Linked DNA regions of Homo sapiens: region 1 is linked to region 2. The links are chromatin loops, found by intact Hi-C in ENCODE. Cell type or tissue: GM12878. All regions are shown on one strand. Links, peaks and the distances in the headings refer to the core of each region. The heading gives the core; the rest is flanking DNA. Region 1 has its middle 53 kb from the start of GUCA2B. Region 2 has its middle 110 kb from the start of GUCA2B.

Region 1 (2,828 bases), core at 327-2,826, 57 kb before region 2:
TAGGTTGATTTGTTTTGTGATGCTATTGTAAATAGTATTTTTCTTAACTTTTTTTTTTTTTTAAATTATACTTTAAGTTTTAGGGTACATGTGCACAACGTGCAGGTTTGTTACATATATATACATGTGCCATGTTGGTGTGCTGCACCCATTAACTCGTCATTTAACATTTTATTTTCTAAAGGCTTGTTGCTGGTATATATAAATAAAATTTAAAAAACATATTGATTTTGTATGCACTGGCCTTGCTAAATTCACTATTTTTCTCTATCATTCAGTCATTTAATGACTTTATTTTAATTGTGGTAAAATACATATAACACGCAATATACTATCTTAACTACTTTAAGCTTAACTATCTTTAAGCGTGCAGTTTAGTGGCAGTAAGCACATTCCCATTGTTGTATCTTCACCACCATTCATCCACAGAACTCTTTTTGTCTTGTAAAACTGAAATTATGTACCTATTAAACTCATTTATTCATTTTGAACTGAGACATAATTCACATACCATAAAATTTACCCTTTATAAGTGTACAATTCAGTGGTTTTTTTTTTAAACCACTGATATTTGTTTTTTTCCAATTTGGGCTGAATGGAGAAAACTTTGTGAATGGTTTCACAAAGTTATGCAACCATTATCTAATTCCAGAGATGTTCAACTCTCCAAAAATAAACCCGTTCTCATTAGCAGTCACTCCCAATTCCCCTCTCCCCTCCTCCCTTCTTTATTTTTATCCTGTTTATCTTTGTATCTGTTCTTACACCAGCACTGCACTGTCTTGGCTCATTTGAAATTGAGAAGCGTGAGTCCTCTGAACTTGCTTTTCTTTTTCAAGATTGTTTTGGTTATTCTGCAGCCCTTATATTTCCATATAAATTTAGGATCAGTTTTCAATGTCTTCAAAAAAGACAACTGGAATTTGGTAGAGATTGCATTGAATCTGTAGATCAATTTGGGAAATATTGCCATCTTAATAATATTAAAGCTTCCCATCCTGTAACATGGGATGCCATTCCATTTATTTAGATCTTTAATTTCTTTCAATGATCTTTTGTAACTTTTATCATATAAATATTATACTTCTTTTACTGAATTTATTTCTAATTGTTTTATTCATTCTGATGTAATTATAAATAGATTTGTTTTCTTAATTTCCTTTTTGGATTTTTTTGTTGCTGATGTGTGGAAATAAAGTTAATTTCACTATATTGATCTTGTGTCCTGCAACCTTGCTGAATTTGTTTTTTAGCTCTATTTGCTTTTTAGTGGCTTCCTTAAAATTTTCTGTCTATAGAATAACGTCATCTATGAATACAGAGAGTTTTATGTCTTTTCCAATGTGAATTTAAAAAATTTCTTTCCATTGACTATTGCCATAGTTAGAATCTCCAGTGAAATGTTGAGTAGAAGTGGTGACAGTGGACATCCTATGTCTTGTTTTTGATCTCAGGAGGATAACTTACAGTCTTTTGCTATTAAGTATGATGTTAGTTGTGGGTTTTCGTAGTCAACTTTTTTCAGGTTGAGGAAGTTCCCTTCTATTCTTAGTTTGCTTAGTGTTTTTTTAATCATGAAAAGGTGTTGAGTTTTGTCAATGCTTTTTCTGCATCTATTGAGATGATCATGAGGTTTTTATCCTTTATTCCATTAATATGGTGCATGACATTGATTGATTTTTATATGTTGGGCCAACTATCATTCCTGTAATAAATCCCACTTGATCTTGTGTATAATCCTGTTATGTAATATTTTGTGGATTTGGTTTGTTAGTGTTTTGTTGAGGATTTTTGTGTCTATATTTATAAGCCATGTTGGTCTGCAGTTTCCTTGTGATGTTTTTATGTGGTTTTCGTGTCAGGGTATAATACTGGCCTCATAGAATGGATTGGAAAGTGTTTCATTCTCTTTTAGTTTTTGGAATAATTTGTGAAAGATTAATATTAATTCTTCTTTAAAAGTTTGGTGTGTTTCACTAGTTAAGGCATTGGGGTTTTCTTTGTGTGAATTACTACTAATTCAATTTCTTTACATGTTATAGGTTTATTCAGATTTTTTATTTCTTCTTGAGTCAGTTTGGTAGTTTGTGTTTTTCTAGGAATTTATCCATTTCATCCAGGTTTTAAAATTTGTTGGCATTCAATTTTTCATAGCATTCCCTTATAATCTTTTTATTTCTGTGAGGTTAGTTGTAATGTCCTCTCTTTCATTCCTGATTTTAGTAATTTGAGGTTTCTCTCTTTTTTCGTTTTCTTGATGAGTATAGCTAAAGGGTTGTCAAATTATTTCTTGTACAATACACTCTGTTTTAAAATATTTTGAGTGGTCTTATTGGAATATAATTGTTATTCCAAATTGCACATATTTAATGTATACAATTTTATAGGTTTGAACATATGCACACACCCATAAAACCATCATCACCATCAAGATAATAAACATATTCATCACCTCCAAAAGTTTCCTCTGACAGTTGCCTCTTTTTTGCAGTAAGAACATTTAGCTTGAGATTTACCCTCTTAATGAAATTTTAAGTGTACAATAAAGTATTGTTAACTATAGGCACAGTGTTTACAGCAGCTCTCTAGAACTTCTTTTTGCATAACTAAAACTTTTCCCCTGCTGCACTCCCCATTTCCCCTCCCCTCCAGCCCCTTGTAATCACCATTATGTTCTCTGCTTTTATGAATTTAACTATTTTAGATACCTCATATAAGTGGAATCATGCAGTATATGTGCTTATGTGACTGACTTATTTCACTAAGCATAGTGTCCTCCAGGTTCATCCATGTTGTCACATATAGCATGACCTTCTACTTTTTTAAGG
Region 2 (2,828 bases), core at 64-2,563:
CCCAGGAGGCTGATCCCTATAGACTGTCATCCGGACTCCCTTGCTAGTAGGTTATCTGTCTGAGTTAGTGGGTGATATGCATTTGCAGGGTATTAGAGAATGGGAGGCAAGAGAGGTCAAGGCAGTTTCTCCCATGGTCCTAGCCTTGAAGCCTCCCCTCTGGTAGAAGCCAGATCTTTGTCTAACTGCAGCTCCTGAGGGAGCCCCTCCTCCATGGTTCCCACTCTCCTGTTCCCTCTGCTTGTCTCTTCATTATTGGGGGTGGTAATGGTTCTCTGCTGTTGTTGGTATCTGGATGCGTCACCAGCTCTGCCCACACTTCTCTAAGTCCTCCCTTGATTGAGATCTCATTGAGTTAAATGGGGTGAGCTCTGTTTCCTGCTGGACCTGACTGATGTAGTGTCCTTTTCCTCCTGAGCTCCTCAAGAATGGGACTATTGTCCCAGTCATCTCTATATGCAAAGGTTATCTGGTCATAAAATGTGAAATGATTCAATCACAACAGTGCTGAAGGTCTTTTCCCATGAATCTTGCAAGGCCAGAGGAAAGAACAAAGTTAACTAGCAGCATGCTAGTTAATTTTTTAATTTCTAACTATTTCTAGAAAAACTATTTCCAACCAGGATTCTTTCCATATCAACTCTTCCCTGAGGTCCCCGTAACTTCAGGTATGGCCCCAGTGTTCCAACACAATATCTGTCAGGGACCTAGATAATGCTTTTTCAAATTAAGAAGTTGATTAAATTGCATTTCCAAATGCATTATTTTCAAAAGGCTATGTATCTAGGAAGCCAGGTGTGTGAAAACTTTCACACATAATTGCAAGTGCAGTGTATAAAACAATTTGCTCACACCTTCAGGCTTCTAAGGTGCTTAATGCCTTTTATTAAGTGACTCTGCTCCACTAAATAACCATCCCTGGACTTCTTCCTTTAGGCCCTGTTGCTACAGATAAACTAATCTGTGCTTTGGAGTTGCCTGACTAATATATCACCACTTTCAACTGATTGAAGGTGGTCAGGGCTGGGAATGCAGACATGAGGGCATGCAGCCAAGCGAAATATATAATCCAGGCGTCAGATCTGGGGAGGGAGAAAAGGCAGAGGAGAGTGATCTGGGAAGACTCATGTCAAAGAGTTTGGGTAGAAGAGGTCAGAACCTGAACAAGGAGTCCAAGGCCAACAAGGGGCATCAGCAAGAATAGTGTCTGTGACTGAATCCAAAGTCTTCTAAAGTAGGGCCACTTTATAAGGTTCCTTTCCAGATTACTCTCCCTCACCCCCAACTATTCTCAGAGTAGAGGAATAAGTGGCTGAAGTATAGGGGGCTAGCAGGGGAGGTAGAGATCAGGGTAACTCCTAGTACAGGACAAAGATGAAGGATTTCTGTTTGCATTTCTAGTCTTAGCTTTCTTTTGTTGGGTTAAACTGGGCAGTCCTACTTTCCTTAGTGCTTAATGGTATAAGACAATACATTTAAATTTTCATGAGTGTATTTACCCTTCAGAAAGACTCATAGGATGTGAGAACTGGCAGAATTATTTTTTAAAAATATTTTTATTAGACTTTTATTTAGCCTCATTATTAGAATATAAGGGAGATCATAGATTTAATGTATGAAACTATTTTTAAATTCACACTTAAATACATTACAATTAAAATGAATTATCTTGAACCACCCAGTCATTTCGCTATCTTTTGCTGAGTAGATAATCTGTGCCAGTCATTGTGAAAAAGTCTTCATTTTAAGAAAAAAATTTAGTTAACAAAAAATTTAACAAGTTTCACTTGGCAGAATACACCCAAAAGGAAATCACAGTACAAAGAAAGTTTTAAGTTAAGGCCTCACCAATTCCTCCAGTATTAGTATTGTGTCTCAATTTTCAAAACTCACTTTTAAAAAGCTTCAACTTAACCTAAAGGATCTTAAATGAAAATATAAATTAGAATGAACAAACATGAGAAACATTTCTTTGAATCAGGGAGCTGATGCCTTTGAGTTTACCAAAAAAGCACATCTCCCCAGTGTGTTCACTGTGATGTGGTGTAATAGGTCCACATGTAACATACTTAAACTTGGATAACTTCTCTGTGAAGTATACTAACAAAATGTTAATTGAGAAAAGCTGAAAATAGTTTTAGTTTACTCAATATCACATGGTAGAAGAAAATTTTGCATGAGAAAACACTGAAGAGGCATATATATATATATATATATATATATTTTTTTTTTTTTTTTTTGAGACAGGGTCTTACTCTGTTGCCCAGGCTGGTGTGCAGTGGTGCATCTTGGCTCACTGCAACCTCCGCCTCCTGGGTTCAAGTGATTCTTGTGCCTCAGCCTCCCGAGTAGCTGGGATAACAGGCGCCTGCCACCTTACCCGGCTAATTTTTGTATTTTTAGTAGAGAAGGGGTTTCACCATGCTGGCCAGGCTGGTTGTGAACTCCTGGCCTCAAGTGATCCACCCACCTAGGCCTCCCGAAGTGCTGGGATTACAGGCTGAGCCACTGCGCCTGGCCTAAAGAGGTAATTTTTAAATCCAGATTTCACAAACTCTTTGTGCAAAATGGGTCCCACAGCTTCCTTCATTATAACTGCTCTTCACTGCTTGTTAGCGGCCTGTGAAAATTTGATTGAATTAATTCAAACGTTGCTAACAAAACGAGTCCTATTCACCCATGCTGTTCTGCCCGCTGTGGCCAGACCCATCACAGCCGCTCACTGACTGGCTCTTCAGGTCACTGTAGGTGGTCAAGCCCATGCCTCGCATCCCGACTGCTGTACGCCCCATTGCTAGCCCCTGTTGTCAAATTCAGGAATAGTTCTA

The links. Peaks named below come from ENCODE experiments on the same cell type or tissue, not always from the same donor. Only the 100,000 strongest peaks of a DNase experiment are listed, where the experiment ranks them.
Region 1: it touches region 2 in a loop (5-fold over the local background); 1 of 110 quality-filtered maps calls a loop at or near these places.

What each region holds. Positions count from the first base shown.
Region 1 is chr1:42,098,775-42,101,602 of GRCh38, reverse strand. No RefSeq gene overlaps it. Among named protein-coding and RNA genes, the nearest start is that of GUCA2B, 53 kb to the left of the region's middle. In GM12878, for the core only: no CTCF peak of the experiment used is centred there; a DNase peak (open chromatin) is centred at 1,465; H3K4me3 peaks cover 201 bases.
Region 2 is chr1:42,041,570-42,044,397 of GRCh38, reverse strand. It overlaps the pseudogene HNRNPFP1. Among named protein-coding and RNA genes, the nearest start is that of GUCA2B, 110 kb to the left of the region's middle. In GM12878, for the core only: no CTCF peak of the experiment used is centred there; no DNase peak of the experiment used is centred there.